2 separate regions of the Homo sapiens genome follow, and region 1 is linked to region 2. The links are chromatin contacts, found by Hi-C or POLR2A ChIA-PET in ENCODE. All regions are on one chromosome and are shown on one strand. Each heading gives the region's core, a stretch centred on a gene start or an enhancer-like site at or near the end of the contact. The rest is flanking DNA. Distances are from core to core; before and after follow the strand shown. Region 1 holds the start of LINC02601 (long intergenic non-protein coding RNA 2601). Region 2 holds the start of CASK-AS1 (CASK antisense RNA 1).

Region 1 (2,791 bases), core at 159-2,658, 240 kb before region 2:
ACTAAAAATACAAAATTAGCCGGGCATGGTGGAGCATGCCTGTAATCCCAGCTACTCGGGAGGCTGAGGCAGGAGACTCTCTTGAACCCGGGAGGCGGAGGTTGTGGTGAGCCAAGACCATGCCATTGCACTCCAGCCTGGGCAACAAGAGTGAAACTCCGTCTCAAAAAAAAAAATAAAATAAAAATAAATAAATAAATAAAATTAATTAAATGAAAATATATAATGGGGGGGAGTAGGTGAGGATATAGGTGAAAAAAATTGGCCCTACATTGGTAATTTTTTTTTTTAAGACATGGTCTTGCTTTGTTGAAGTGGCAAGGTCACAGCTCACTGCAACCTCCTGGACTCAAGTGATCCTCCCACCTCAGCCTCCTGAGTAGGTGAGACTACAGACACGTGCCACCATGCCCAGCTAATTTTTAAATTGTTTTATAGAGATGGGGGGGCGGTCTCGCTATGTTGCCCAGGCTGGTCTCGAACTCCTGGGCTCAAGTAATCGGCCTGCCTCAGTCTCCCAAAGTGCTGGGATTACAGGTGTGAGCCACCACACCTGGCCTACATTGGTCATTGTTGAAGGTGAGGATTTGTTATCTACTTATCTACTTTTATGTATGTTCGAAATTTCTCATAATAAAAAGTTAAAAAAGCAAAAGAGGGGGTTGGAAAGATTTCATTAGAAAATGTTATACACATGCTTGGTATTTCACACCTTTCCTAATAGTCTGTATTTAATTTTCTTTTTATGTTGCTTTTTGTTTTTAAATTTTTACCTAGTTAACATTTTTTTTTTTTTTTTTTTGAGACGGAGCCTCGCTCTGTCGCCCAGGCTGGAGTGCAGTGGTGTGATCTCGGCTCACTGCAAGCTCCGCCTCCCGGGTTCACGCCATTCTTCCGCTTCAGCCTCCCGGGTAGCTGGGACTACAGGCGCCCGCCACCACGTTCGGCTAATTTTTTGTATTTTTAGTAGAGATAGTCACGTGTTAGCCAGGATGGTCTCGATCTCCTGACCTCGTGATCCGCCCGCCTCGGCCTCCCAAAGTGCTGGGGTTACAGGCGTGAGCCACCGCGCCCGGCCCCTAGTTAACTTTTTTTAAAAATTTCCTCCTTTTCCTTTTTTTCTCTTGAAGTTGAAGCCTTGGAGGTGCTTTTCATTCAGTTACAGAAAGCACCACCCCAGCTTAAAATGTATTTAATTTTATTTACAGGATTACATAATATACGGAAAATGAAATATATGTTTTTCCCACCGGGTCCCATTTTGACTCCCCCAATACCCTCCAGTTCATCCCGGAGTGCTGCAGATATCTATACATTTCCTGGATGTCTCAGGAGGTGAAAAAAAAAAAAAAAAAAAGGCAGGGAGGGAGCCCAACTGACTCTACATCCAGAAACCTCTCTCAAGGCAGCTCGTGCCCCCAGGCAGGATTCCAACAGTGCAGAAGCCCCCAGTCCCCAAGTCCGGGGTGGCAAGGACTTCCAGCCTCCCCGGGGAGCCACCTTGGCCCTCCCTCCCTCCTGCTGGCTGGGTGCCGCGCTGCGGGGCTGCTCAGGTTGGTAACTGTGCAAAGCCGGGGCCCGCCTGCTGGACGATGGGGGTTAGGGGGGTGGGGGTGCTGCGAGGTGCGACAAGGCTCTCCCTCGCTGCAACCACGGAAAAGGCGGATCAGCCTCCATTACAAACCGCTGTAGGAGGGGCCAGAAGCTTGGCCTGGCCAGACCGGGCCGTCGTTGAATCCCTGCATCCATCTTGCCCAGGTTCCCTGCTGAGTCCCCCGCTGGGCTGTGATCGTTGCGGATTTAAACACCACACTGTGGAAGCGGAGATGGCCCCGCGTGCACCGCTGAAGTGAAGGGGCTCGTGGCAAATGATGCGGGGGGACAGCGGCCAGAGCAGACCCCGGCGGGGTGGCCCGCCCGGGAGGTGGCTGAGGGTCCCCGGCTGCGGGGTGAGGGGCGGGACCGGGAGGCACACCCTCCGTGATCGCCACCAGAGGCCGCCTGGAACCCGAGTTTCAACCTCCCGGGGATCCTGTCCCGCTTCCCAGCGATGTTTGCCATGACTGCTGCGAGTTCTCCGACCTCGAGGCCACTCTCCTTTCCTTCCAAGGACGCCCAGAACCCGCGGAGGGAGGAGGGGGTGAGGGAGGAGGGAGAGAGGAGGCAGGAGGGAGGGAGGAAGGTGGCGGGGAGAAGAAGAGAGGGAGGGAGGAAAAGGAAGGAACTGCGTTGGCCTGTCGCCTCCGCACTGTAAGATTCTGGCACCCAGGGTCCCGGCCCCCTCTCCTGGGGCCAAACGTTCCGGTTCCCGATGCCAGGCTGCAGAAAAAATGAGCACACTGAACACGTGGACTAGCACATAAATAAGGTTATTACCTCCTTTTTATTTTTTGCACACTAATTAATAAACTACTGCAACGGAAAAAGAGAAAGCAGGCAGAATGCAAACAGCCTCTCGGTGGCTCTGTTATGTAGGAGGGAGGTATGGAGGCTGCTTGGTGGTCAAAGAATTCCTCCAATGCCCGCTCCAAAGCGGAGCCCTGCAACGGCCTTAAATCAAAAGGAAAGCGGGTGTCAGCAGCAAGCACAGAAAGTGGGGCCTAGTTCAGCCAGGAGCTAACACAATATTCCTGCTGGGGTGGGGATGGGGGCACGACTATTACAAAACTAGGGCCCCCTGAAAGCGCCCTGCCCCACCCAACACACACATTCACTTCCTTGTAGGTTTGCGCTGCAGGCAGCTTCCGTTGAACCATACCCGGACCTCCACCCACCATGACCAGAGCTGCTG
Region 2 (2,700 bases), core at 191-2,690:
GCACAGGCAAAGCCAATCAAGCCATGAGCTTGGAGGAGAGTCCTGTATCCAGAGATTCCAAACAGAGAGGGAAATCTTATTTCTAAAGGAGTTAGAAAAGGAAAGGCTCTGGCAAATGAAATGATCTGTGATTAAAGCTTGTAGCCTTTCTGTAAGCTGCAGTGAGAAGGAAAGCATCTTTTAATAGAAGAATTAATTAGAGGCGCAGAACAAGAAAGCCACGCTCAGGGACCTTTAACTTATTACAGCCTGTAATCGCTCTCAGTATTGTAAGCCCTAGTCAAGAGGATGGAATTAGGAGGCTGTGTTCAGTTCTGAGAAAACAAGAAACACACACGAGTTTGATAATAGGAAGCAAGAAGGAGGAGGGATGAGGATGACAAGGAGCTTGGTTTTGGAATGCCGATTCCAAGGTGCCTTCTCTTTTCAAAGAGACAGTGTGGGAGGCATTTCTATTAAGAATTTGTTAATCAAGCAGTTTTCTTGGTAGCTTTAGCAACACATTCTCTTTGCCCCAAGTTAAGAAACTGGCCTGAAATGAAAAAAAAAAAGGACATGACATCAGTGGGGGACAAAAGAGAGCTGGCTTTGGGCTGCCTTGTTTTTCAGGGGCAGTTTCCACGCTGGGAATCTTCCTGGAGGGTGGTTCAATTGACTAAACTTTTTCAAGAAATAAACTTGAAGCCTTAATGAAGAGACAAATACAAGTGATTTAAAAACAAAAGAACTCTGCAGCGATCAGATCAAAGGCTGTAAAAAGGTAACAGTAGCTGCAGCCCAGGCCTGCCTGGAGCACAGGGGAAGGCTTGGCCCACTGGCTGTCTCTAGCAGCCTAAGAAGGAATTGGACGGGGAACAGGAACACCTCCTGCATTTCTACTGCAGTGGGGGACTTTGCGACATCTTTAGATATTCTGCCACCAATAGGATGGGCTGGGACGATGCCTTCTGAATGCAAATAGCAAGAAGTAGGTCAACCATTTGTTTTCCTCTCTGAGCAAAGATTTTAAATCATCTCACCTGACAAGAGATACATTTAATTGCATTTAAAAAGGCTACAATGTTATCTTGACACTGGGAAACTTCCAGATGAATTAAATTGAGTGACATTTCCCTTTTTAGCATTAAAATGGGATATGCTGTATGTGCAAAGTAATTACTGTCTTGTGACTGGAAAATCAGGACATTTCATCTTTTTAACAAAGAATTCAACATATAAAAACACTCCCTTTCTTGCTGTGGGGAATGGAGTTGGGTGGGGGAGAGAACCTTCAAAATGTGGCTCTCCAATACTTCAATTGACCACTAATAAGATTTAGTACTCTAAACATTCATTCTGGTCTTTAAAAGAAAGAAAGAAAAAAAAAGGTTCTGCTGATGGAATGGAAGCAGTAAAGAAGCTTTTAGCAATTTTCTCTGATTGCTTAGTGGACAATTGTAATGTAGCAGTAGCAGCAGCAGCAGCAGCAGCAGCAGCAGCAGCAGCAGCAGCAGCAGCAGCAATGTACTGAAATTACTCTGAATTCAGAAATGTAAGTATATGCAGCTAGGTCATAAAGACACTGCTTTAGAGAAGACATGTATTAGTGGAATGGAACAGGTAACATCTTTGAGAAGTCAATGAGTTCTGCATGCAGGGATTTCACCATCGGAATGATGGCAAGAATGATGCCTGCCTGTGTGCTTCTCAGAGGACGTATAAAGCCACTGAGGATGAGTGCTACAGTGCTTGTGAATTGTGGGGCCACAGACATTTAAGTTGGCATTGCTTTTCTCCTCCTCTGCTTAATCCACCTTTATAAATATGGCAGATGGCTTAAGACAGGCATCATCAGCATCTCTGGAGATGTGGGCTCAAAGGGCAAGTGGGGGCGTGGGGGTTTCCACTAGAGGGAGGGAAGTTTCTGTTTCCCATGTGTTAGTTGTAGTTGTCTTTGTGCTTCACCAGAAAAGAGGTAGAGTGCGCACCTTCACACTAAGAGCCCGAAATTGTGGTCAGTACCATACCAGGAACGACTGTCTGGCCTTGGCATCTATCAGATTCGAATCAGTTCTAACACAGCCCTACCCAACTCTTTGAAGGTTTCTCTCTCTATCTAGTGTGAGACCACTGTTGAGCTTATCTCTGGTTTGGTGGCTTGGTCACCCCACTGTGGGGCCCATACAGAAGTAGTTCACTCAATACCTTGTTAGTAAGTTGCAGACTCATCTGGTCACTGGCAAAGAACAACATCAGAAAAAAAAAAATCGCCACCATTTAATAATAGGCGGTGGGGGGCGGAGGCGGGTATGGTGTTGACAATGTAAAAGAAGTATACTAATGCCTTCTCTGTTTGGTCCTTTAAGAGGAGCTGTTCAGCTCAGAACACACCCTGCACATCCTGCCAAGGCACAAAGTGACAAGGCCATCTAACCTACAAGAAGCAAAAAATGATGGTATGTTTTCAAGGATCACAGGTTAATATAAGCACTTCACACCCTCACATGCTAATGAAAAACATTCTACTGACCTCTGGCAAAGAGTCTGAGAACCCCAGCCCGAATCTCCTGTATTGGAAGAATGTGACTTCATGGAAGAGTTATGAGATGGTTAATGTCTCTAAAGCAACAAGGACAGATGATTCCCCTGTGCCAAGGGATACAGCAAGAGGAAGGAGAGACCACAGGTGGCCTCCAGTACACCCGTGGCCCTTGGGCGCAT

What was found. A loop is a pair of places that touch in the nucleus more often than their neighbours do. ChIA-PET counts read pairs that join two places held with the same protein, here RNA polymerase II (POLR2A). Pooled maps may share reads with other maps.
Region 1: a loop to region 2 is called in a pooled map, with 2.9 times the contacts of the local background. The contact joins the promoter of LINC02601 here to the promoter of CASK-AS1 in region 2. A Hi-C loop is called at or near these places in 1 of 37 single-sample maps with no recorded cell type and 8 of 50 pooled maps. POLR2A ChIA-PET finds 5 or more read pairs at or near these places in 4 of 52 experiments (A549, CD4-positive, alpha-beta T cell, K562 and 1 more).

Annotation. Positions count from the first base shown.
Region 1 is chrX:41,274,331-41,277,121 of GRCh38, forward strand. LINC02601 (long intergenic non-protein coding RNA 2601) reads left to right here and starts at 1,409. Exons shown (of 2, transcript NR_135616.1): 1 at 1,409-1,553; 2 at 1,759-2,448. RefSeq lists enhancers at 1,495-1,995, 1,996-2,496 and a silencer at 1,662-2,021.
Region 2 is chrX:41,516,322-41,519,021 of GRCh38, forward strand. CASK-AS1 (CASK antisense RNA 1) reads left to right here and starts at 1,441. Exons shown (of 2, transcript NR_046581.1): 1 at 1,441-2,700. CASK (calcium/calmodulin dependent serine protein kinase) reads right to left here. Exons shown (of 27, transcript NM_001367721.1): 27 at 1-2,700. RefSeq lists an enhancer at 496-997.